3 separate regions of the Mus musculus genome follow, and regions 1 and 3 are each linked to region 2. A link is a loop called in an ENCODE intact Hi-C map of the cell type or tissue named here. Cell type or tissue: left cerebral cortex. All regions are shown on one strand.

Evidence for each region. Hi-C counts contacts between places; a loop is a spot of excess contacts. Peaks named below come from ENCODE experiments on the same cell type or tissue, not always from the same donor. Only the 100,000 strongest peaks of a DNase experiment are listed, where the experiment ranks them.
Region 1: it touches region 2 in a loop (3-fold over the local background); 22 of 42 quality-filtered maps call a loop at or near these places.
Region 3: it touches region 2 in a loop (18-fold over the local background); 14 of 42 quality-filtered maps call a loop at or near these places.

Annotation. Positions count from the first base shown.
Region 1 is chr10:41,514,753-41,522,752 of GRCm38, forward strand. It overlaps Cd164 (CD164 antigen), which reads left to right and starts at 4,748. Exons shown (of 6, transcript NM_016898.2): 1 at 4,748-4,948; 2 at 7,166-7,255. The coding sequence starts at 4,783. In left cerebral cortex, a CTCF peak has its summit at 3,867; DNase peaks (open chromatin) are centred at 513, 3,913, 4,469, 4,665 and 3 more places; H3K4me3 peaks cover 3,320 bases; H3K27ac peaks cover 2,039 bases.
Region 2 is chr10:41,301,001-41,309,000 of GRCm38, forward strand. Fig4 (FIG4 phosphoinositide 5-phosphatase) reads right to left here and starts at 2,241. Exons shown (of 23, transcript NM_133999.1): 1 at 1,987-2,241. The coding sequence starts at 2,052. Ak9 (adenylate kinase 9) reads left to right here and starts at 2,934. Exons shown (of 40, transcript NM_001370813.1): 1 at 2,934-3,005. In left cerebral cortex, CTCF peaks have their summits at 1,850 and 3,279 (motif pointing right); DNase peaks (open chromatin) are centred at 2,266, 2,897 and 3,231; H3K4me3 peaks cover 2,161 bases; H3K27ac peaks cover 1,538 bases.
Region 3 is chr10:41,685,217-41,693,216 of GRCm38, forward strand. Ccdc162 (coiled-coil domain containing 162) reads right to left here. Exons shown (of 48, transcript NM_001358562.1): 3 at 5,171-5,243; 4 at 4,809-4,919. Among named protein-coding and RNA genes, the nearest start is that of Mir3473b, 18 kb to the left of the region's middle. In left cerebral cortex, CTCF peaks have their summits at 4,882 (motif pointing left), 5,993 and 6,200; a DNase peak (open chromatin) is centred at 4,870; H3K4me3 peaks cover 598 bases.

The sequences.
Region 1 (8,000 bases), 210 kb after region 2:
AAAACAATTGAGCTTGAAGTTACATTGCTCATGCCTAGCATGCAGGGAGGACTGTATTAGATGTTGTAAATATAATTCACATGTCTCTGAGCCATGCCAACCATATGAAAATCAAGGGGTTTGCCTTAGTCCTTGAGGTAGTAGACCCCAGGGGACATTGCCAGAGCTCTGTTTTATCAGTTGCTCCATCTGAAGGTCCCTAAAGCTACATCACCTGTAGGGAAGAGTTTTATAGACCAGCAGACCCTGTCCTTGACCTCCTAAGCCATAGTCTCTAGGAGAGAGAATGTCAAGATGGAGACAGGGATCCATGTTCATTTGGTTGTCTTACTTGGACAGCTGTATCTCAGTCCCTTGGGAATCACAAGATGACTAATGTTCCTGATTTCAACAGCCCTGGTGGTGTCACCATAGCACATTGGTGACTGCTCAGTTCCTCCTACCTCCTCTACCCTTGTGCCTCTCTCCCACTTTTATGACTCTGTTCCAAGGCAGGTTTGTCCTCCAAGGATTCTGAGAGAGACAGGCCATTCATTGATTTAGGGCTTGCTAAAATTAGGCATATACTAAATTAGGCATATATTTATTTTGAGACGATTACAGATTCACAGGAAGTTACAAAAACAGTACAGAGGAGTCTGGGTACCCTTTACCCAGTTTCCCCAGCGCTTCCATCCTATGTAACTATGATACAGTATCTAAATAAGCAGCTAATATTGCAGCAAATGTGATGTCATTTCATCATAGGAAGCTTTGTGCCCCACATAATGAAAGGCCACAGCACAAAGGTCATCTCCAGACTACTCCTTGCTCTTAGCCGTTCTCTCTTTTGTTGCTGTATTAATAAATAGACACCAATACAGAGCTCTCACGTAGATGCAGACATTTGTATATTCCAAACTATACACTAGAGGCAGCCTGCCTGGGTTGGAAAACAAGCTCTGCTCTTTCCTACCTGCACCAGCTTTGGTGCCTCCTTTGGGCCTTTGTTTGATAAACAGGTGGTGGTGTGCTCAGGCTTTTCATCCAAGTTCAATAACTTATACTTTGTATAAAGAACCTAAAGAGAGACTTGGTATGCTGTCAGTGCTCAGTAGATGGATGCTCACTTTGACACTCAGCAAACTACTTAAGTATAACCTGTAGGCCATGGCCTTGGAATGTGTATGCTGTAAATGTTCTCCAAGGCTCCTCAACAGCCACATCAGGCTGAGTTCCTCTTTCATCGTCATAGAGCTCTGGGATATCTGAGAAACCAAGCTACTCTTTATTTGGAAATCCCAAAACAAGAGCCTCACTATGTAGCCTGGGCTGACCTTGAACTCACAATTACCCTGCCTCAGTCTTCCAAGTACTGAGATTATAGGTATGCACAACTGTAATAGCAATTATTTAAAATCCTAGCCCAGGGTTTCTTCCCCACATTTGCTTATTGAGTTCCCAGATAGAAGACACACTTGCAGCCTTTATATTTACAAGAAGCCCTAAATAGCACAATAGCTGGGCAGCTGCCTACCCTCCATGCTGTTAGAATCTACTTTCAAAAGAGGCATAAGTGGTTAACCCAGCTATTGTACTGTTTAGGGCTTATTGTAAATATAAAGGCTGCAAGTGTGTCTTCCATCTGGGAGCTCAGTAACCAAAGGTGGGGTAGAAACCTCAGGCTATTAGACATTAGAGAGTGATAAAGAAATTAGAAAATAGGCTTAGGAAATTAGAAAGTAATTTCTATAACATGTGTGCAGTGGTTCTTATGACCACCATTTAAAAGTATACATCCTGACACTTCCATGCCGGAAGTAGAGGCAAGAAGGTCAGCAGTTCAAGGTTAACCTTTATACACAGTAGTGTGAGACCACCCTAGACTACCTGAGACCCTGTCTCAAAATAAAATTTAAAAATCCAATAATTAAAATTAAAAATGGCATTTGCCCCCAACTATCAACTGATTACTTGGTAATGAGTGAGTGGTTTAGTAACACCATGTCCCAGATTCTTGAAGTTTTACATCATACTTTTTAAGTTAAACATGCTTGTTTTGGACTGCAAAGCAAGTGAAGACATTTCTAATGATGCCTGGCACAGCAGATACCCAATAAAAACTCGGTAATGTCTCCCCACAAAACCAGTCCAGTGACAGTGTGTCATCATTTCAAGGAACATTAACACTGTCATACTGTGTTGTGGCCAGTTTTCACTGATACCATATGTAATGGCTGGTTGTGTGTCACCTTGACACAAGCTGGAGTTATAACAGAGAAAGGAGCTTCAGTTGAAGAAATGCCTCCATGAGATCCAGCTCTAAGGCATTTTTCTCACTTAGTGATCAAGGGTGGGAGGGCCCATTGCAGGTGGTGCCATCCCTGGGCTGGTAGTCTTGGTTTCTATAAGAAAGCAAGCTGAGCAAGCCAGGGGAAGCAAGCCAGTAAGTAACATCCCTCCATGGCCTCTGCATCAGCTCCTGCTTCCTGACCTGCTTGAGTTCCAGTCCTGACTTCCTTTGGTGATGAACAGCAACATGGAAGTGTTAGCTGAATAAACCCTTTCCTCCCCAACTTGCTTCTTGGTCATGATGTTTGTGCAGGAATAGAAACCCTGACTAAGACACCACAGGAACTTTTCAATAAACCAAATTAATTAATTCAAAGGTATTTCCCTAACATTAAAACTGTTTTCTTCCTTACTTTCCCAAAATGGAACCACTACCTTTTACACAATGTAAATATTTGATATGCATAATATCTGATATGTGACCCCAAGAGGGTCTAGCACACTAGTTTTCAACTAAGGTTGTTGATTTTACCATTGGGGCACACTGAAAATGTTAGGGGGGGTGGTGTTGGCACAAGGGAAGTGTAGGGTGTTTTCTACCCTCTCCTAGATAGAGGCCAGGTTGTTATTACACAACCTATAGAGACTAGACAGGAAGAGTCAACTAGCCACAATAGCGTCAAAGTTGAGAAATAAGACAATAAATGGAATTTGGCTCCTTTAAACTGAAAATAAAGCTGATTCTACAGCAGTGAAAATGACTTTGGAACTAAATCTTGATCTAGTACTGTATATGCTATTAAAATAAACCGAGCCAGCAGTTTGTTAGTCTTGAAATTGTCCCCTTATAGAAACGAAAGGAAATCTGATGACTATAGTTGGAACACTCAAGTGACAAGCTGTTAAATCAATGGTCCCCACAGCAGAGTGTGTTCATCCTAGGGACAAATGAGATCATCGATTTGGGAGCAGGAAGAGGAGATGGAACATAACCTCTGCTTTAAAATCTCCAAACAGAAGTTCTTCTTTTAGCCTAGGTGTCATGTGAGGCGTTTGAGAGAACAGCAGCTTCTCTAAAGCTCTTATGATGACTATTTGACTGCACCTTAATGCTAAGACCATTGATTTGGTCAGTCACAACCCACTGGCTCATATTTATTTTACAGAGTACACCCACAAAGGAACCACATTAAATTCATTACTGGCAGAAATAAGGGCTTTCAATCTTTCGCTAAAGTTGTAAAAATGCTTTTAGAGTCATTTTTTAAAATGCATACTACAGCGAAACAGACACCACCGAAACATCTGATATTCTTGTTATTAGGGTCACATGCATAATTAAAATTATGACATTAAAATTGTAACATAAAATATGGCAAACGCTAAACAATCAAGACAGCATAGTGCAAAACCCAGGGACTCTTGCATGAGGGACAATCGTTCTACCAAATGAACTACATTCCTAGCTCTACCTATCATTTTCAAGTCTCATTTAAAAAAAAAAAAAAAACCAAAACCACCTACTATAAGCATGTCAAGCGTTGATTATTTTGTGAGACCCGGCATCAGATGGCGCTCACGACTAAAGAGAGCCAGAGTCCGCCAACAGGCACTGAAAATGCCTGTTCTGCCACTATGCTATCCTAGTGTCAGGGTCAGGTCACTTTCCCCAAGTCTCATACTTCGTCGCTCGTGATGTGGGGATAGGAAGAGGCACGAAGGCTTTTCATCCCTAGCCGTCTTCCTCTCTGACCACAGTGATTGGGGCTGGGACAGATCGATCCCTACTGCGGATCTCTGAGTGACTCGGAAGAAGCAGGTGAGGCAAGGGCACCGGTGGCGGTTACGACAAGGAAGCGTCCGGGACAGATCACTTTCGGTCCCACCCACAGCTACGGGCACTGAACCAGTGGCCCGGCAAACTCTTGGATCCCGTGGTTCCGTCATTACTGAGTCCCCGAACTCTCAAAAACAAAAATTCACACTTAAAAATAAATCAAGCTTCACGGAAGAAAAGGCGGCTCCTACAGAGCCCTAGGCGAGCGCGGTCAGCAGAACTCAAGCTCAGCGGTCTCAGAGCCTCCGGGCTTCTTACCCGCAGCGCGCTACCGAGGGGTCACGTGACACCTCGCGGCCCGCCTCCCAGGCGGCGCAGGTGGACGCCCCTCGCTACGTCACGTGGGCAGTTCCATCCTTGCCAGGGCGGGGGGAGATCATCCGTGGTGCAGATGTGAGGAAAGCTCCATTGTGCCGCGCGTGATCCTCCCAGGACAAGAAGGACGGCTTGCGACGCACGGACTGCTGCCCTAGAGGTCTCCGCGGCCGCTTCTCTCCCTCCGGCCGGCTTCCTAGTGGTCTCGCCCGTTCCGCCCCGCCCCGCCGGGCTGCTCACGTGACCGGCGCGCGCTCCCGCGGGGCGGGCTTCTCGGGGGGCGGCGCCGCAGGGACGCAGTGCTAGACGGAGCCTGCTTTGCCGCAGCTTTTCTCCCGGACGCCTGGGCTGAAGACACAATGTCGGGCTCCTCCCGCCGACTGCTCTGGGCCGCCACCTGCCTCGCCGTGCTCTGCGTCTCGGCCGCGCAGCCCAACATCACCACCCTGGCTCCCAACGTGACCGAGGTGCCGACCACGACCACCAAAGTGGTCCCGACGACGCAAATGCCCACCGTGCTACCAGGTGGGCGCCCGCCGCACGCGCCGAGCCGGTGGGGACTCGCGCAACATGGCCGCCCGGCCGGAGGACGGCGGCCCGACGGGGTGGGGGGCGAAGGCGACAGGCGAGCTAGGCCGCGAGCGTTGCCCTCAGAGGCGCCATCCCCCCAAGCGCCTGGTAACTCCGCGCCGCAGCTCGGGACGGCGACGTGGCTTGCTTCCGCGGTGGCAGTTAGGAGTAATTGGACGAGGCGACGCGCCCCGCGGTCGGCGGGGTGCGCAAACTTTGGGCTCGTGGGACAGACTCTTGTCCTCCCCTCGAAACTTCTCCGGAAGTTTCTAATGAAGGAGTTCGGGATAGGTGGGGGACATTTAGAGATGAGTTGGGTGTCCCTTTGCCCCCTCCCACCAGCGAGCCTCCTGTAACTTCACGTTGACTTAGCTGAGCGGTGTTGGCTGTATCTGAGATTTGAGTGGTAAGGGAAGAACGAGGCTTGTGGCGGATGATGAGAAGTGAAACCTAGGGACATATAAAGAGCAAGATGTGATCTCCCGGGGGCCTGTGTTTTAAGGCTGTGGAGTTAGGTTGAAATTCAGTCTGTCCGTTTTTCTGAAATCCGATCAAGGAACACGCCTTTTGTTCAACTCTAGGGTTCGTTAAGGCTTGTACAAATTGGCATAGGCCGTGACGACGCAAATGAGACAGAAGGTAAATTTGAAGTAATGAGGTGAAAACACGACGTGCTTTAAGTTGGTTATTGCTCTTAATCTAGTAACTGCGCTTCTCAACCTAAAGATTGACTTGTCCTAGTGCCTTCTCTAGGGTTTTGGTTTTTTTTTTTTTTTTTTTTTTTTAATATGAATAAAACTAAGTAGTTCCCGATTTTTTGTTAGAAGGATGCTAGGGTAACAGATATTTTTAAATGAACAAAGTAAATTACAGAACAGTTCTGGGAATCTCTATCACGGTTAAAGTGATAAAGTAAAATATTGTTTGACTCCTACCTACTTGACAATTTCCTCCCAGACTTGTAATGTGTGGGTTCTTCATATTGTTTTAAGAGAAGCCTGGAAATACAAGTTAATTGCCTTGTATAATTGAAATGCCCACAGAGGAGATAACTTGTGTTTTCTGGCAATTACGGGGTTAGCTGCAGCATTCCGAAGGCTGCATCCATTATCAGGCTACACTGTTGTGAACAGCGTGTCTTAAGAACGAGTACTTTATGAATGGTTCTTCGTGTCCTGTTTGCAGTAAATACGTGTTGAGATCCAGGGCTTCAGCAAAGGAGAATGGTGCAGGCGACTAGTTTCTAGAAAAGAAAGGAACTTAGCTCCATTCTGGCCTGCTAAATTCTAATTTCTGGATTGTTTGGTTTAGTGTTCCCGAAGCCCCAACCATACAGTTGTTTTGTTGCCACTTTGTAACTAATTGTGTTGCTTGTTTTGAATCCTAATGTAAATATGATAGGCAGATGGTCTTAGCAGGCCCCTGTGAAAGGGCTGTTCCACTCACCCACACCCCCAGAGGGGTCAGGACCCACAGGTTTGGATTGCTGTCGGGCACATATATGACAGTGGCCCCTTTAGGAGCATTTCCAGGTTGTAGAGAAGACTGTGGAAGTCAAATCACCGATGAAGACAAAATCTATTGAGATTGGCTTGTTTCTGTTCGAGTTGAATTTTTTCAAGCTTACGCGCTTTATTAAAACTTGTTTCTCTGGTGTTTGGAGGCAGTGGCTTCTCTGTGTTGATGTTCTAGTGTTTACTGTTTTATCTTGAGAGTCCATGAATGTATCTTCAGTCTTGTGAAGGATTGGCTGACAGTCACTTCCTAGTACTGTATACTCCCACCAGCTGTGGAACCCACTCTGTCTGGAACTCAGAGATCTTCTGCTTCTCCCTCTGAAGTGCTGGGATTACACTACCCCAGGCTTAAATAATTGTTTAATATTCGTGTGTATGTACATGTATGTGAACACACTTCCTGCCCCAGCATGCAAATGGAGGTCAGAAGACAACATTGGTTCTCTCCTTCCACCTTGTGCGTCTGGGGGATTGAACTCAGGTCGTCAATATTAATTTCCTGAACCATGCTTGAAATGTCTTATACCAGTTTATTAAGTTTGACTATTTTGAAGAATTATTAATTTTTAAAACTATATCTAACGCTTACTGTTGAAAATAGATGTAGAGCAAACTAATGAAATGTCAATTCATTGATTTCATAATTTCCCCTCAGAAACCTGTGCGAGCTTCAACAGCTGTGTTTCCTGTGTTAATGCCACCTTTACTAATAATATTACCTGCTTTTGGTTACATTGCCAAGAAGGTAAGAAACTTTGTGGTCACAAGCTCTATATTCTTGAATATTCTGTAGAATATTTAAGGTAGTGTGAAGTATTTATTTTCTAAATTCAGGACTTCCATAGTTTCTTAACATTTTCCTTGGAAATCTCTCCCCTCCCCCTTTTGATTTCATAAACTCGACTGCTGAGATTTAGTAGCTTTTAAAGGAAGAGAGATTTCAGAGCCTCAGAAGGATTACAGTTCCTTTGGAAATGGAGTCATTTGTTTTGGGAGATAAATTGTAGACCTTGTGGAGAGCTGTTGAATGCTTAGCTGTGAAGGAGCAATAAGAAGGGAGAGTTGCTTTCTGTGCTTTTGTGAGTTAAGTTCAGTAACTTAGCAATATTTGAAGGCTGTGAGCTAGATAGAAGTCTGTTGAAATATAAGATTTCTCTTAGAATTTTAATATAACATAGATTACTCTGTTTCCCTTAAGGTAAGGTACTTGCAGCTTTCTCTATCTGAAAAACCTTCTATTAAAGATTTGTTAGGATTGGCTTTGGCTTCCCTGGAGGTATAGAAATCATATTTTTGGTTTGTTTGTTTGTTTGTTTCAGTAAAAACAAGAGTCCCGTGTTAAGTTCCTTTACTCTGTGAATATTGGAAGTAGCACATAGAGTTCAGAACACTCATTAGACTATTGGTTGGGAGTTAGCTTTTTCGTAGTACAAGTGTGTTAAGCTATGCAGTAGAACTTCAGGGTGTGCTCTCTCCTGCTCATGTGCAAT
Region 2 (8,000 bases):
GTAAGACCTGCATTAGTTGTCCTGGCAAGTTTTATATCAACTTGACACAAGCTAGAGTCATATGAATGGAAGGAACCTCAGTTGAGAAAATGCCTCCATAAAATCCAGACGTAGGACACTTTCTAACTAGTGATAGATGGGGGAGGGCTCAGCCTGCTGTGGATGGTGTTATCCTTGAGCTGATGGCTCCTGGAGTCTATAAGACAGCAGGCTTAGCAAGCCTTGAAGAGCAAGCCAGTAAGCATCACCCATCCATGACCTCTGCATCAGTCCTGCCTCCATGTTCCTGCCCTGTTTGGGTTCCTGTCCTGACTTCCTTCAGTAATGGGCAATGATGTGGGTGTATAAGCTGAATAAATTCTTTCCCAAGTTTCTTTTTTTTTTTTTTTTTTTTTGGTTTTTCGAGACAGGGTTTCTCTGTATAGCCCTGGCTGTCCTGGAGCTCACTTTGTAGACCAGGCTGGCCTTGAACTCAGAAATCCGCCTGCCTCTGCCTCCGGAGTGCTGGGATTAAAGGCGTGCGCCACCACGCCCGGCTCCAAGTTTCTTTAGTCATATTTGTTTCATCACAGCAATAGTAGCCCTAACTATATTATAAATGAATTTAATATAAAACATGATAACATAAAGGCTAAAACTGTGAATCTTTTCAGTGAGACAAAGCAAAATATCATCATGGCCTGGGAACAAGCAAAGAACATGAAAAGCAGTAAGCACACACACACACACACACACTGAAAATAAGGGTCAGAAAATCTTGCCCATGTTTATAAATCTAGCACTGGGGAGGTCAAGACAGGAAGATTATGATTTTGATACTATCCTATACTCTCTCCCTCTCTCTCTCTCTCACACACACACACACATATAGTTAAGTTAAATTTCATCAAAATAAAACACTGGTGTGGAAACTTGGTTTAGTGGGTAAAGATTCCCAGGGCCCACTGAAAGCCCCACACAATAACACATCTCTGACCCCAGGGTTGGGGGTGCGGCGTATAGACAGGTAGAGCCTGGGCGAGGGACACTCATTGGCCAGCCAGTCTAGCAATATGGGAAGCTCCAGATTTAATGAGAGACATCTAGGGTCAACCCCTGGCCTCCAAACTCCTCCACGTGGGCACACATACCCACACACATGTACATGCACTACACACACACACAAATAAATTAAATTAAATAAAATTTCTAACAGGGTTTGTCGTCCTCAGCAACCGAGTTTTCATGGGTGCCACTGAAGACTTGTGGGAAAAGAAATTCTGTTTTATAAAGAATAGCATCTCAGCCAGGGCCTCAGAATGCTCAGCTTACCGGTGGGCTAAAATTCCCATGTGACAGTTTATTTACTCTCCTATTGAAGACTAGCCACAGTTCACTGAATATACCAAACGAGATACTCACACCCTAATATCATAGTGAAGGCCAGATTCAGATAAACCACACTATAGCAACTTTGTTTCCCAAGCACAGAAATGAGAAAAAAATAAGTTCTATTAGCACCGCTCTGCAAGCCAGAGAACTATTAACAGATGCGTCCGGGTCACAGAACCTCGAATCCCAGCAAAACAGTGCATGTGATTAAGACCAATCACGGTGATAGTATACCATGAAATCGCAAAATAGAAGCTACCTGGGCCAAGTTCACATTTTTTTTCATACCCCCTGACTTTACTGTAAGGAGTGGACTCAAGAACTTCAAGATTATGGGAAAGCAGAAAAGAGGAACTCTTTCAGAAGCTGTGTGCAGTTCCTGTGTGCCACAGCACCTGTCTGCACGCACTTCTTCCAGCCAGCCACATGTTCCTAAGCAAGACAGACCTGCAAACCATCCAGTGCTTGACTGCATGGCCCTGGCGGCCGAGCCTGCAGCGGCGCTGGGAGGAGAGGAGGGAGTACGGGGTGCTGCCTCTTCCCGACGACCCCACAGGGTGCCCCGATCCCCGCAGCGCAGTCCTCCCGCCCCGTCCCGTCGTTGTGGGTACTCACAGCTCTGGTCTCATACAGCACCAGCTTCTGGACCGAGCTGATGATGGGGGCAGCGGCCGTGGGCATGGCTCCAGCCAATGGCGGCCCCGCCACAGGGCACCAGGCCGCGGCCCAGGTCGTGACAGCGGCGGGGTTCCCCCTGGAGACAGAGCGAGGAGACCCCGCAGACCTCCAGCACACCAGACACAGCTGACAAAAACAGTGTCAGAACACCAAACGTTCAGCAGCGGGCTCGCCGGCTGCTTCCGGATTCCCTCAGCCCCGCCTCCCAACCAGCCCAGCCCAAACCGGAGGGGCGGGGCTACAGGATCACGGGGTTGCTGAGGGCGGACGCTAAGGGTGCCATCTTTCTTAAGGGCAGGCAAAAAAAAAAAAAAGAAAGAAAGAAAAAGAACCTGACTTATGTTGACCTTTAAAGAAAAGAAATCAGATGATTGGGTTCTCCTTTTGGAGCGGTTTCTCCGTGTTGTAATTGGTCTGTTTCTTCCTATATACTCTTTATTTTCCCGAAACCTGTCTCCTGGATGCCTGTGATTTTCCCCTGTTTTGTCGCCTATTTTATCTCCACGAAAGTCAATAAAGTTAATATTGTGGCTGTATGGCCCACAAATCTTTCTTAATTACATAAATGTGGCGCCTTTGGTATTTGCACATTTTATGTGTGAGGCTAACGGTCTGAATTCTAAAAGGGACCGTGCTGTGTAGGGCGAGCGCGCTGCTGTTAAGAGTCAGTTCTAGTTAAGATAAGGTTTTCGCGTTTGCTGTCTGGGCATAAGTAGGTAATATATGCACTCGCTCTGTTGGTCACCTCTACACTTTGGGAAAGGTGTTTTATAATTATGACTACATTTAAACACAGGCTTAAGAATTCACTTTGAATTACAGCTCCACCTCCCGAGGCCCCGCCCTCCAAGAGGCTCTGCACGCCGCCCACAGGTTTCCAAGGCAACCGCCTAACAGCTACCTAGAGCCTCAGTAGAGCCTCAGAAGATAGCTGCTGTCGCGTCCCCGGTCCACAGGTAAGCAGAGGCAGGGAATTGTCCACATTCTGGGTGCATTTTGCCATCAGTTGCAGGAAAGTACACTTCCGGCGGGGACCCCACACCAGTTGCTTTTCTTGCAAAGTTAAACCACGATCTCTTCATAAATCGACTTTTCAAAACCAGTTCTCCTTTTAGCTAAGGTATTTATCTCACAAATGCGGACTAAAGACTTGCCTGCCCCAAAGGGTAACAGTGGCCGCTAAAGTAGCACAGGCAGGAAGTGCTAGGTTTCACAGGGACCCCTCGCTATATTCCAGAATTCACCGCTAGAGGGCTCTCATACTGAAAAGAAAAAGGTAATTATTAAAATACAAACAAATAGCTGAAGAGGATATTAAAGTTTGCTGTAGATTCAAGGCAGGACGTTACAAGGTTTTTAGAGTATGATTATCTATTATCTATTATTGGTTTTGTTTCAGTTTGATATATCTTTTTTATTGAGAAACTAGAAAGAAAGAGGGCAGGAGTCTCAGTTATGGCATTTTATGCTGGTGGGGGGGTGGGGGGGTACGTGCGTGTGCGTGTAAGCCAGAGGCTAAGCCAGCAAGCCCCAGAGATCCACTTATCTCCATCTTGAACTGCATCTTTTAACTTTTCCATTTCACAATGGAAACCAGCTCTTCCCAATGCAAGCTAAACATCTGCAGAGCATTTTGGTTTAGGAAAGTCACTTTTTAAAAATAAATAGTTCTGATTTTCAAATATTGTTTTCCATTATTATTTTATACTACAATGGAGCACTTCCCTTTGAGAATTTTCTTAGTTTACATCACCCAGGAGCCAAACTGATAACAAACAAATGTGCCAAGTTGTTTCTATAAGGGTGATCCCAGGAACAGAAGCTGGGCAGGGAGGGGCTCTTGGAAAAGGGGGTATTGTCACACAAGCTTCTCTGTCAGCTAAACTCACTGGGAAATGGGGAGTACATACCTTGGAACCATTCCCTTTCGGGGGAGCAGGCGGGGAGGGACGTTGTGTTTACTCGCCAACTCCCGTGTATTACTGGTTGAAGCCTGCTAGGCAGAGCTCGGTGTCTTGGAACTTCCAATTTGCCTGAGCTCAAACAGAGGGGACGTGGCAGCTGGAGGAAGTTCATGGACAGAGCCCACATGCTGGTATCCAAAAGTCCAGCAGTGACCTAGAAAAGTTGCCTGACATGCATGAGGAGAGATCTGCTGTACTCCACCCTGTAACCACTCACACCCACTGTCCCCACACCAAGGTCACACCAGCCCAGCCCATCACCAGTCCCTGAAGACAGTAACTCGAGAAGTTAATGAGGTCAGCTGCAAAACCCCAGGTCTCTAACCGCTCACTCATCTCCATCTCTAACATTTCTAGGTCTTCCTTACTCTTGGTCAAAACTAATGTGAGTCTAAGCTGCTTGCCCTGCTTCCATCCCTGTGTCATGGCATGAATATACATCCCAGAGAATCCTGAGTTTAAGATTACCTTTGCAATCCCAACTCTATCATACCAAACCTGCCTCCCCTGCCAGTACAACTCCTCATGGACTTGTGGGGCCCGAAAGGGACCAGTTGATAACAATCGTTTTAGTTTTGAAAAACCTTGACTGAGATCCTTGATACAACCATCTCTCCTAGCAAACAAATCCAGTCTGCTATCACCAGAGTCTAAAACTGTGAGAAATTTCCCAAATCAATCACAATTGCCCAGGTCAACCACAAGGTGGTGGGGATAAGATCCACTTCTCCTGTTTCTTGGCTCAAAGCATTTTTCTAGTTTTGAAGTACACTGGCTGTCTCTATCCCGTACAATACTAAAAAGTGCTGTACCAGGACCTTTGAGAGGTCTGTCCAACACACCAGTGACTTCTAAGTGAGCTGGGATGTGTGTGGTAGAAAAAGTAAATCTCACATTTACACACGCATCTTACAATCTTTACTGTAAAGAAAATCCTTTGATTTAATGCAATATTATATGAGCTTCGTGATGATAAATGAGACAGCCCAACCATTTGTTAGCTGTGCTGGCCTACAGACTACAGATAGGGAAGGCACACTCACCTTCCCCCACCCCCATGTCACTGGTCCCTCACAGTGGGAAGAATCCTGTATAGCCAGTCTGTCAATGATAAGAGTTCTTGCTCCTCAAGAGATTGTATCATACCAAAGTCTTAGCCTCATCTCTGTGGAGATGTAGAACATCGGTTGTAGCGACTACTGTGAAGGAACCTTACTAAATCATGGCATAGTCTTAGCCACTTCATCCCTGCCACCATAGTTTTTCCATTTAGGAACCATTAGGAACTAGGAGGAGCCAAGAAAGACTGGCAGGCATCTACTGGATAATCATCTTGCTCACCTGTTTGTTCAGTACATCTTCACAGGTGTATGCTTTGTGAGTGGAATTCGTTTTCTATGCTGCAGAACAGATTGCTACAAATTGAACATCTTAAAATGTTTATTATCTCACAGTTTCCATTGCCAGGGTCCCTGGCATAGATCAGAGGGGTCCTCTGCAATCAGGTGTTAACTGAAATTGACTTTCCACTGGAGAGACAACTAATGTGGGAAGCCACATGTGCCGTTGCAGGGTGGTGCTGGCTTCTGCTGGCCACCACGCATACATAGGCAGAAAAGGTTTTTTTTGCCAAGATGAGGTTTTGAGGATTAACCAAAATTAACCAATCAGATGAGAGAGAAGTTAACCAATCAGATGTAGGCATGCAAATGAGGTGGTAAGCATAACCCAAGCACAACCAATCCGGGTGTGAGACACGCCTCTCCTAGGCCTATATAAGCAGCACCAGTTCTGGGCTTGGGGTCTCTTCGCCTCTGCAATCAAGCTCTCCCAATAAACGTGTGCGTTCTTGCTGACAAGTCAGGGCGCACACAAGAAACTAAGAATCCATTCCATGATTGAGAAAATCCATCTCTGGCAAGAGGACCGGGGTTCCTGTTTCCTTTAGCTGTTGGCTACTCCCCATCTGGAGGCCAAACACTGTTCCAACTGTGTGGTCCTCCAACAGTATGTCAGCTTACTTCTTAGCCTCTCTTCAACTGCTAAGATGAAGTCAAATATAATATAAAACAATCATGAAAAGCAAGTTACAGATCCCACTTGCATTCAGTGGAAGCCGTTACACAAGAGTGTGGTGGGGAAGATCTCCCTTTAAATGCATCTGGCAAGCGGTTTACAAGTCCAATCATGGGCTTTTTCTCTTCTGAACGTCTCCTATGGGCCCCCGATAAAGCCATTCAGAGTCTCCCACCAGTTTGAGGACTTATAAACTCTGTTTAAGGCTCTGCTCATAGGAACATTTACCTCAATTGCTATTTTTCAAAGCTATTTGCCAGAGCAACTAAACTCTAGCCGTGTGGCATTTACAGCTTGCATCGATATATCTCTAGTCTCCTGTGATGTTCCTCTCTCTCTGACAGCTGTTCCCAGAGAGTGCTACCTCAGTTTTGACCTAAAAAAGAAACATAAGAGACATAACAGGGCTGAGAGTGGGGCGATCAGAATACATATTTATGAACCTTATTTTCGCCCTTCCAGACCTGCCTTAACTCTATCACAGTTCTCTGTTTTATCTCTCATTGGGCTGCTGCAGCTTTCACTCAGCGTTAGGACTCTCCACCCAACGGTCCTTGCTAGAAAGACAGATGTCAGTTCCCACAGCTCTCCTCTTGATGGTTACAAGCCTCTCTTGGAAAAGAACTAAGGCATCACCCGTGTAAATACTTGTGGAGTCCTCAGTCCATTCTTGAGGACTCCTAGCCTCCTCTTCAGTGAATTAGTGTGGCAGACCACTGCGGAGCTTGCATGAGGTAGAGCCAGCGCTGATGGTGTGGGCACAGAAGAGCCAGCCCCAAGAGGCAGGAGAGCAGGGGAGCTGGCAGGCTGACCAACTCAGCTACCACCCAGGCCCAGATCCAGGGCTTTGAGTCGCCTCACCCCAACATCTACCCCATCTATGCACTGCTGGAGCATGTAAGGGGCTGGTCCTGAAGACCCAAAGCTACAGGACCTCAATGACATAGGGCAACAACAGGATATCTGAGAGGATCTAATACTGATAGTGAAGCAGAAGCTAAAGGCCTCGAACCCAACCATTGATTCACTGCAATGAACCTTTGCATGTTCGTTTCTTGTGGCATTACTGAAGGAGTAGCCCTTGCCATTCCAGAGAGCCCAGCATGCTAATGAATTCTCTGACCTCATAGTCATTTTAATCTAACTTATCAGTTCTGTGAACCTTTAAGGCCTTTCTCTAACCATTTGCCAAAGCAGGTCCAGCATTTCCATCTCAGTTACTGTGGGTTTCTGTTTCTTACAAGCTTTTAGGGACTTTACCGGCAATGAATTCAGTCTGCAGGTGGTGTTCTGCCGTGAAAGAACTGAAGTATTTGCAAACTCGTATCTGGTTTAAATTCCCCTGGGTGAATATCTCTCTCAACAGTCTTTGCCCTCTGCACAATCTGCACATCATTTCAAGAGCAATAACTGAGAAATGCTGGTCCAGGGAGAGAGCCCAGGACTTGGATCCTATCATCGGATGTGATGCCTACAAAAAGAGCTTTAACACCTTTAAAATCCAGTCTGCCAAAGTTTGCCTTTTCAAACTGATCTGTTAGAATTGATTTCCAACATTTTATTTTTGTTGGTTATATCTTCACATTTTCTCTTATTTCTTCTTTTTAGAATTTACTTTAATTAGTAATATTAGCATGAATTTAACATTCTATAATTTCCATTTTAATTTTTATAGATACATTGATGTATTAAAGTATATTGTTGTGATTTTTTAGCTCTCAAGAATTGGGTCTTTAGATCTTGGTCCGGGACCCGCCGAACTTAGGAAATTAGTCTGAACAGTCTGAACAGGTGAGAGGGTGCGCCAGAGAACCTGACAGCTTCTGGAACAGGCGGAAGCACAGAGGCACTGAGGCAGCACCCTTTGTGGGCCGGGGACAGCCAGCCACCGTCTGGACCGGAGGACAGGTG
Region 3 (8,000 bases), 380 kb after region 2:
AAGATCTGTGGGCAGAAGAGCAGTTAGTGAGAAGACGACAAGAACCAACCTAGTTAACAAGGTCAGCAAGCCAAGTGTTTAAAGGTCCGAAGACTGAAAGCGAATGTGAATGCAGCTTGAAGAGTCTAGGAGTCTAAAAGTAAATACACGTTTGAAGCAAACACTGAACCGACAAGATTAGAGGTACATTAGACTTTGCATGGAAAATGTTAGAAAACTTCAACTGGGACTGGTGGAGGTGGCGCACGCCTTTAATCCCAGCACTTGGGAGGCAGAGGCAGGGGATCTCTGAGTTCGAGGCCAGCCTGGTCTACAAAGTGAGTTCCAGGACAGCCAGGGCTACACAGAGAAACCCTGTCTCGAAGAACAAAAACAACAAGAACAAAAGCTAGTAACCTTGAAGAGCAATAGGAACTTCACAAAATGAAGTAGGTACCAACTGCAAACAAGGATACAGCCAAAGGGAACAGGATCTTGGTCTTTCCGAGGTGATAGGAAACACTGTAATGGATGTGCAATTTAAGCAACGGGTCTCGGAGCTGGGCTTAAACTCAGGAATGAGCTTGACAATTAAGATACTGTTAACTAAGAATGATATAACGTATAATTTAGTCAAGCCTTTTTGGTTAGTTGTAAGAGTGGTTGTGCTTGTGTGGAGGGTTGAGGTTGATTTTGGAATAGTTTTTTCTAGTCAAATTAAGTCTAGGAGAGTTAAGGATGTTTTTAGGCTTAGGTTAAGAGATTTTATGGGTGTAATGCAGTGAATAATGGATGGGAAAAAGCCTAGTAAGGTTGAGAAAGATGAATATGAGTTTGCTTTGTTTATTGAGAATTTTATAGTCACTCCCAGAACCCAGAAAACTCTGTTTAAAGAAACCGTGCTTAAAAGTTTTCAAAAATTAAGAAATGCTCTCGCCAGGCGTGGTGGCACACACCTTTAATCCCAGCACACGGGAGGCAGTCTCATGCTAGCTGTCCAGGGTCAAGAAACACAGACACAAGTCCATGATGAGGAACACTGGTGGCCATGTTTGAAGGCCGCCTAATCCAGCATCTATATTTTTCAGCATCATGACTGCTATGATTTGGACCTTAAGGGTCTCCCACCAATACTGTCTTTTGAAAGCTCAGTCCCCAGAACAGCAATGTTCAGAGGTGGACCTTTGGCAAATGAATGGATCAATGGGGCCCGGACCTTATCAATGGATTAATCCATTTATGGATTCAAAAATTAGCGGCTTGACAGGGCGGACCTTTGTTCTAAAAAGTGAGCTCTCTGCTTTGTGGCAACCCAGAGGTGAACAGCTTCCTTCTGCCCCATCTTCCAGCTGTGTTATTCTCCCTCACCACAGGCTAAGAAACAATGCAGCCAGGTGTGAACAAAAGTTGCTTGAAAACAAAAAGAAAATTGTACATTACATTGAATCTTCCAGGTGGCTGTCTAACTGACAAGAACTTCAGTGGCTGTGGAGAACTGGATGTTGCAAGCCTAATTACAATTGGTCTTGGACTACTTTTAGCTTCTATAATAGCCATTCCGGGCTCATCTCTGCGACTGACCTTACATCTTTGCGACTATTGGGTAAATCCTTTGGAATGTACAGATGGAAAATTAGTTTCCATTGCCATGCCCATTCCAGTGGTGTCTACATAACAAGTCCAAAAGCTTGGCCGCAGTCCTGAGGCAAAAAGTTTCACGGAAGCTGGTCTCCTGGAGGTCCTTGGTGTTCTGTAACTTAGATGTGGTCCAGATTTGTCCTTGCGATAGTCGGTGGAGGGTTTTGTGTGCTTTCTTTCAGTATTGTTTTATTATAGGTGCCCCCAAGGAATGATTTGACACATAGCCAAGTTAGATTGGCCATTGTTTCCTGTCCACCACTGGTGTCCCAACATCCTAGTCAATCCTTGAGCTGACCTTGGGCTTGGAATCTTGTAAAAATGTTACTTATTCAGACAAAATCCCTCCAGTGTTGAAAGAGAGATAGTGAAAGAAATCAGGTATTGCAGTTTACTGGATAAGAGTTAGAATCTCAGGGCAAGTTCAACAAAGTAAATTTAGAATTCTCATTACAGTCATGTATGGCAGACTACATTACATAATAGAAGAAAGTTGGTGGGCTCCTCTGGTAAATGGAGGTTCCCCACAAACACTTAGAATAACAGCTGAGTCACTCCTAGATGCAGGAATTTACAATGGTCTAGGAAGAAGGTGGGTTGTGGTTTAAGAAGGAACTAGAGTATCTTGTTATTCACAGAAAGGTTAGCAAGAAAGGGACCTCCCTAGTGCATACTTCCAAAAATAGCATAGCTAGGTATTTACTAAGGGACCCCTGGTGGTGGGTTACACAATAGACTAGAATTGTGGCTAGGGTGTGAAGCCCTTGTACCTGGAGCATAAAGCCCTCACAACTGGCTTCTAAGAATAGCTGACTTTAGGTAGGGCTGATTTTATCTCAGTTGTAACCACTGCCTGGTTCCTGCTGCTTTTATGTATGCATTTTTCTGTTTTGTGTAAAGAATCATTATGCATAGGATGACTTCAGTGAATTTTGGCTGATGTATCACCTAACTACCTTGTTTTCTTCGGTAATGACTATATAAGCCTGATGCTCACTTTGAGAAATTATACTCAGATTCAGCACTCTCTTGTGTTCCTGTCTGTTTGTCACTCCTTGCCCACCTGAGTACAGGAACCTTGATTCTCCCCGGGTTGAGGGACCCTGACTGGGTCTGCCCATGGCATTCCACCAACCAAAAGGCTAAAAACACCACCAGATAGCAATCAAGACATATAGCTGAGATTTCCCCCAAGCTGTAACTTGCCTACCAGTGTATTTGAAAGTGTCTTGATTTGTGACTTTTCTTTGTTGTGTTACTATGAGAACTTTATGATGTCATTACCATGTTGGAACAGGGAACTTGCGAGACCCTGACTTTGTGCTCCTGGGCCATGGTCACGCACATCGAGCTCCATAAGAAACTATACCTTAGTCCCTTCCAGGTGAATGCTGTGAGATTTGCACAAGTGACCCTGGAATGAAGCCTCTGATAGCAAGCCAAGAGACATCTTCCCTCATTTGGAAATAATAAATAAATAAATTCACAATCCAAAAAGTTAAGTCTCACTCCAAGCAAGAGAAAAGCAAAGAAAATCTCACTATATATTATAATAAAACATCTGAAAATTATTAAAAGCTTAAAACAGCCAGAGAACAGGAAATATATTGTGTTCCGAGATAGAATCCATTCAAGTCACAAGAGAATAGAGTAGCACCTTTAAAATAATGAATGATAGAAGTTGTCAGTCCAGAATTCTATAACCAAGGAAAAATAGCTTTATAAAATTAAAGAAAAAATCATTTTTATAAAATAACAAACACCATGAGAATGTCTTCCTGGCCGGCATGAACTACAAGTGACATTAAAGAAAGCTCTCCAGATAATACAGGAATGAATATATTATGGAAATCCAGGCTGTTCTAGAACTTTTCCAACCTTATCACTGTTGACAATTGAGGCATCATAATTCTTAGTTGCAGGATGTTCTGTGCAGTAGTGTGCGACATCATCCTTAGCCTCTGGTAGCTAAACATGAGATGCTCCAGTCGTCTATGTCCACTGCCCCCAAAACTCTGGAAGCCAAGAACATCTCCAGACACAAATATCTATTATCCCTACCCTTCCTCTCCCTCCATTGTGAACCCTGTTACACAAAAATGAATGGTGAGTACCAGGAAAACAGAAGGAAGGGAGGCAGGCAGGGAAGGAAGCAGGAGGGGAAGCAAGAGGGAAGAAGGAAAGCAGGTAGGGAGGAGGGAAAGAGGGAGGGAGGAGGGAAGGAGGGAGGCAGGGAGGGAGGTGGTAAGGAGAGAGGCAGGTAGGGAAGAGGGAGGGAGGAAAGAAAAGAAGGAAGAAAGACAATTATAAAGAGAAAAATTCTAAATGAACAACATTTTAACTTGCAAATAGAATCTCATTATCTTCTGTGATTAGCACTAACTACTTACTAAAGAGCTAACTTTATTTAAGAGGGGAAACAACTCATAACATGGACTACCTTAAATGATTTAATAGAAGTGAAGAATAAATCATTTAAAAACTTTAAATACTACATGATTATGCAAAGTTGAGAAGCTATATAAAAGTTCAGGGGTGTTTCATTGTCCTGCAACCTAAGCTTAGGGATTCTTCTGTCTTTGGTCAATATGATCAATATTATCAAATGTGCATACATAGTTTTAATTAATATCACAAGATGAAGTAATTCCTTTGCAAACAAAACAAAACAAAAACAACAACACTCGATGGAAGGACAATAGTCTATCAAATAGCAATCTACATTGATTTGCTTTTCTCTTGACGGTAGTAAGGCTGGCTGGTTTTCTCCCTCCCTCTCTCCTTCCCTTCTTCCCTCCTGTCTCCATCTCTCACTCTTATTACAATGTTGCAGGAATTTTAATGCAAATTATTTTCCTACTTTGAATTATTTTCTTAAGAGTGGTTTTCAGAAATAAACGTTTTTGTTTTTGTTTTTTGGCCTTTGGGAGATGGAGGTTGTTTTTTTCCTTGCAGAGTGGAAGACCGGCACAAACAGTATTTAGGCAGACCCGGTCAATCTCTCAGCCCAACAAGTTTAAGCTGAACTTAGCTGTGAGAACGAAATGATCTCTGATGAAGAAAGCATTTACACCAAGTCTGCAAATTACCCATCTCCAGAACACTTGCCCACAGGAGCTACCTAAAAGTCAGCTTGCTGATTCCTTTCTAATATACTCCAAGTATGTTTTCAGATTGCAAGATGACCCTACCTGCAACAGAAGCAGAGGAAGGTTTTCCGGTGTGTACTCTCGCCTTAGGCAGCTCTCTAGCTCCCTCTTGAGGACATCTGCCTGAATAACAAGGGGCTTGGACTCAGCCACCTAAACCCAAACAATGAATGAGTTTCAAACATCCTCAATCTACCAAATTTCAAATGTCAAAACATCCGATCTATCTAAGGATACAATGATTCGCACTTGCTTAGCTTAGCAATGAACAGGATGTGGGGCTGTTTTGTTCAAAAGTATCAGCTGTTTGCCGGGGTGGGGGTGGGGAGCTTTTCCTGCGAACTTCTTTCTCCCTTAGCTAAATCGAACTTGTTTTCCTGACTCCGCCCATGCCCCCCTCTCACCTGGAGAGTTCTCTTCAGAGCCGCTTCCCGTTCGCGTCTAAAGTGAGCGACATCCTTTGGTATTTGAACGGAGCTGCGGGGAGGTTTGTGCAACAGAAGCTGTGTTACGGGATGCTATGATAGAGCAGATAGCAGGCGGCCAGCCTGATCGCTGTGACCCTTCCCAACCTTTCCAGAAGGAATGTCACTCTGGCCCATGGTGGTGGTGGGGTATAAAGGCCACCCTCTTCTACTTTGATATACTTGATCTCTGCTAACCCTTCCCTGGCCAGTTTCTTTCTCCTCTCCAGAGTCTTTCCTCTGATTTACCCCAGTCCCCTACTCCACCCATGCGCGCGCGCGCGCACACACACACACACACACACACACACACACACACACACTTGTATTCCTTTTAGAGGGGAAATCTTGTGTCTGACACACAGTGTGCTTATTAAACCTTGTTGTCTTTTTAGTTGATATAGAACACTGACACTTTAATCACTGAAACAAAATGTTTTTATTTTTATGTTCATGGTGGGTTGTTGGAAGGTAGAAACGACATGGAACTATCAAATGGGAAATCCTTTAGGAAAACTTTAACCACACTTGCTGCCTCAGGAACACAGCTGGACCCTAGGAATCACAGAGCAGACATGGAGGATGGGCTGTTCAAGCCCAGAGAAGGGAGTCCTTCCCTAAGCTGGACAACAAGCGAGGAGTGGAGCTCGAGGACAGAAGATTAGTGCTGTCCCCATGGAGCTCAATGGGCAACGTGAGGCTTGGCAGCCCTGGGAATGCCAGAGGACAGCAGCAAAGCAGATTCCTAGCTTGCAGCCCCTGGCCAAGGAGCCACAGTGATATTTCTAAGATACACTTGAGGGAGCCAGAGGGACATAGCAGTAAGCTTACTTTGGTATTGTCCGCTTGGCCCCAAGAGTCCTGAGATAATGTTGTAAAATGCACTGGTAATGTGCTCCCTTGTTGGACAGTACTTCTGTTAAATGCTCTGTTAAGAGACTGGGGCGTAGCTCAGTGGCTAGAGCACTTGTCTTGCATGGGCAAGGCCCTGGGTTCAGTCTCCAATACTAAGGGGCGGGAACAGAAGGCAAGAAAAGGAAATACATGTTCTCACTTTGACAGTATAAGCAATAGGACTGGGACGCCACAGAAAAGATCAGCAGGGTCACTGGGCAAGGATGGCCCAAGCCAGCAAGTCCCTAGGGCCACAGAAGCCTAAACACCCACCTGGACACTTGGTGTCAGGTTTTTGAAGCTGGTATACTGGCTGGTTTTGTGTGTCAACTTGACACAGGCTGGAGTTATCACAGAGAAAGGACCCTCCCTTGAGGAAATGCCTCCATGAGATCCAGCTGTAAGGCATTTTCTCAATTAGTGATCAGGGGTGGGAGGTCCCATTGTGGGCGGTGCCATCTCTGGGCTGGTAATCTTGTTCTATAAGAGAGCAAGCTGAGCAAGCCAGGGGAAGCAAGCCAGTAAAGAACATCCCTCCGTGGCCTCTGCATCAGCTCCTGCTTCCTGCCCTGCTTGAGTTCCAGTTCCTGACTTCCTTTGGTGATCTACAGCAACGTGGAAGTGTAAGCTGAATAAACCCTTTCCTCCCCAACTTGCTTCTTGGTCATGATGTTTGTGCAGGAATAGAAACCCTGACTAAGACAGTTGGAGACAATCCATGCCTTATCTCTTCTCCTAGCCCTTGGTGGAGAGGGAGGAAAGAGGGAGGGATGGAAGGAGGGAGGAGGAAGAGCAGGAAGAAGAAGATCTTGAGAGTAAAATCAGCCATCAATGACAGGTATGTTGTCTGTTTTCTGAATCTTCATGGAGCAGAGAAGCAATGACCCACAAGACAGGGACGCAGCTATTGACAGGAAATCGCAGGAGGTTTCCCTTGCATTCTTGTCTCTCATCCTTGATGTGCTGGGAGCCAGAGCAGGCACGGGCTTGGCTGCCCAACTGTGTCTCTAGCTATGTCACTCCTCTCCTTAACCTCAATGCACCTGTGGGTGATCTAAAGGAGGCGGCAGAGCGTAAGCAGCCAGTTCACAGGAGATGCTCTTAGTTCAGCAAATGCTGCTCCTGTGATATTTGTCCACTTATCCAGAGGGCTTCATGGACATATAACTATTGCAAGGTCCAGGGCTCAGGGTGTTAAATGAGAACGTAAAATGTTTTAAAATTTAAATAAAGTAATTGATTAAAAAAAGAAGAAGAAGAAAGAAAAGATGGGCAGAGCAGATAAGGCATCTGCTATGCAAGTGTGAAGGTCTAAACTGGTCCCCAGCTAGACTCGGTGTGCACGCCTGCATCCTGGTTCTCCTAATGGGGAGATGGAGATGGGAGGGCTCAGAGGCAGCTAGCAAGGCATACACAGTAGTGGCTAAAAGACCTGTCTCAAACGGGCAGAAGGTGAGGGCTGACACTCTCGGCTGTCCCCTGACCTCCAGCCTGAACTTACACGTGCTCACACACAGCACATGGGGATTACGGAGGAAGAACAAGGAGAAGAAGGGTCATTTTCAGCTGGGTGATAAGAGAGATTTCTAAGTGATCCACCAGAGTGGGCGTTTACCACACCTAGAAAACAGCATCATTTAGATTCTTCCAGATGGCTACAGTGGAGGGTGGCTTGGGTCACGGAGAAATATAGGATCTTCCATCACTGCTCTCTCAAAGTCCCTTTAGAAACCTTCCTGTCATGTGGCACAGCCCAGAGTCCTTGTAGGGCATAAAAGTTGCGATATCAACATTATCTCTGGAATGTCATAGTTTTCAAAATAGTGTGCACTGTCCAGTGATCTTTGTGGTAGGACAGCCGCTTTTGCCTCATTTG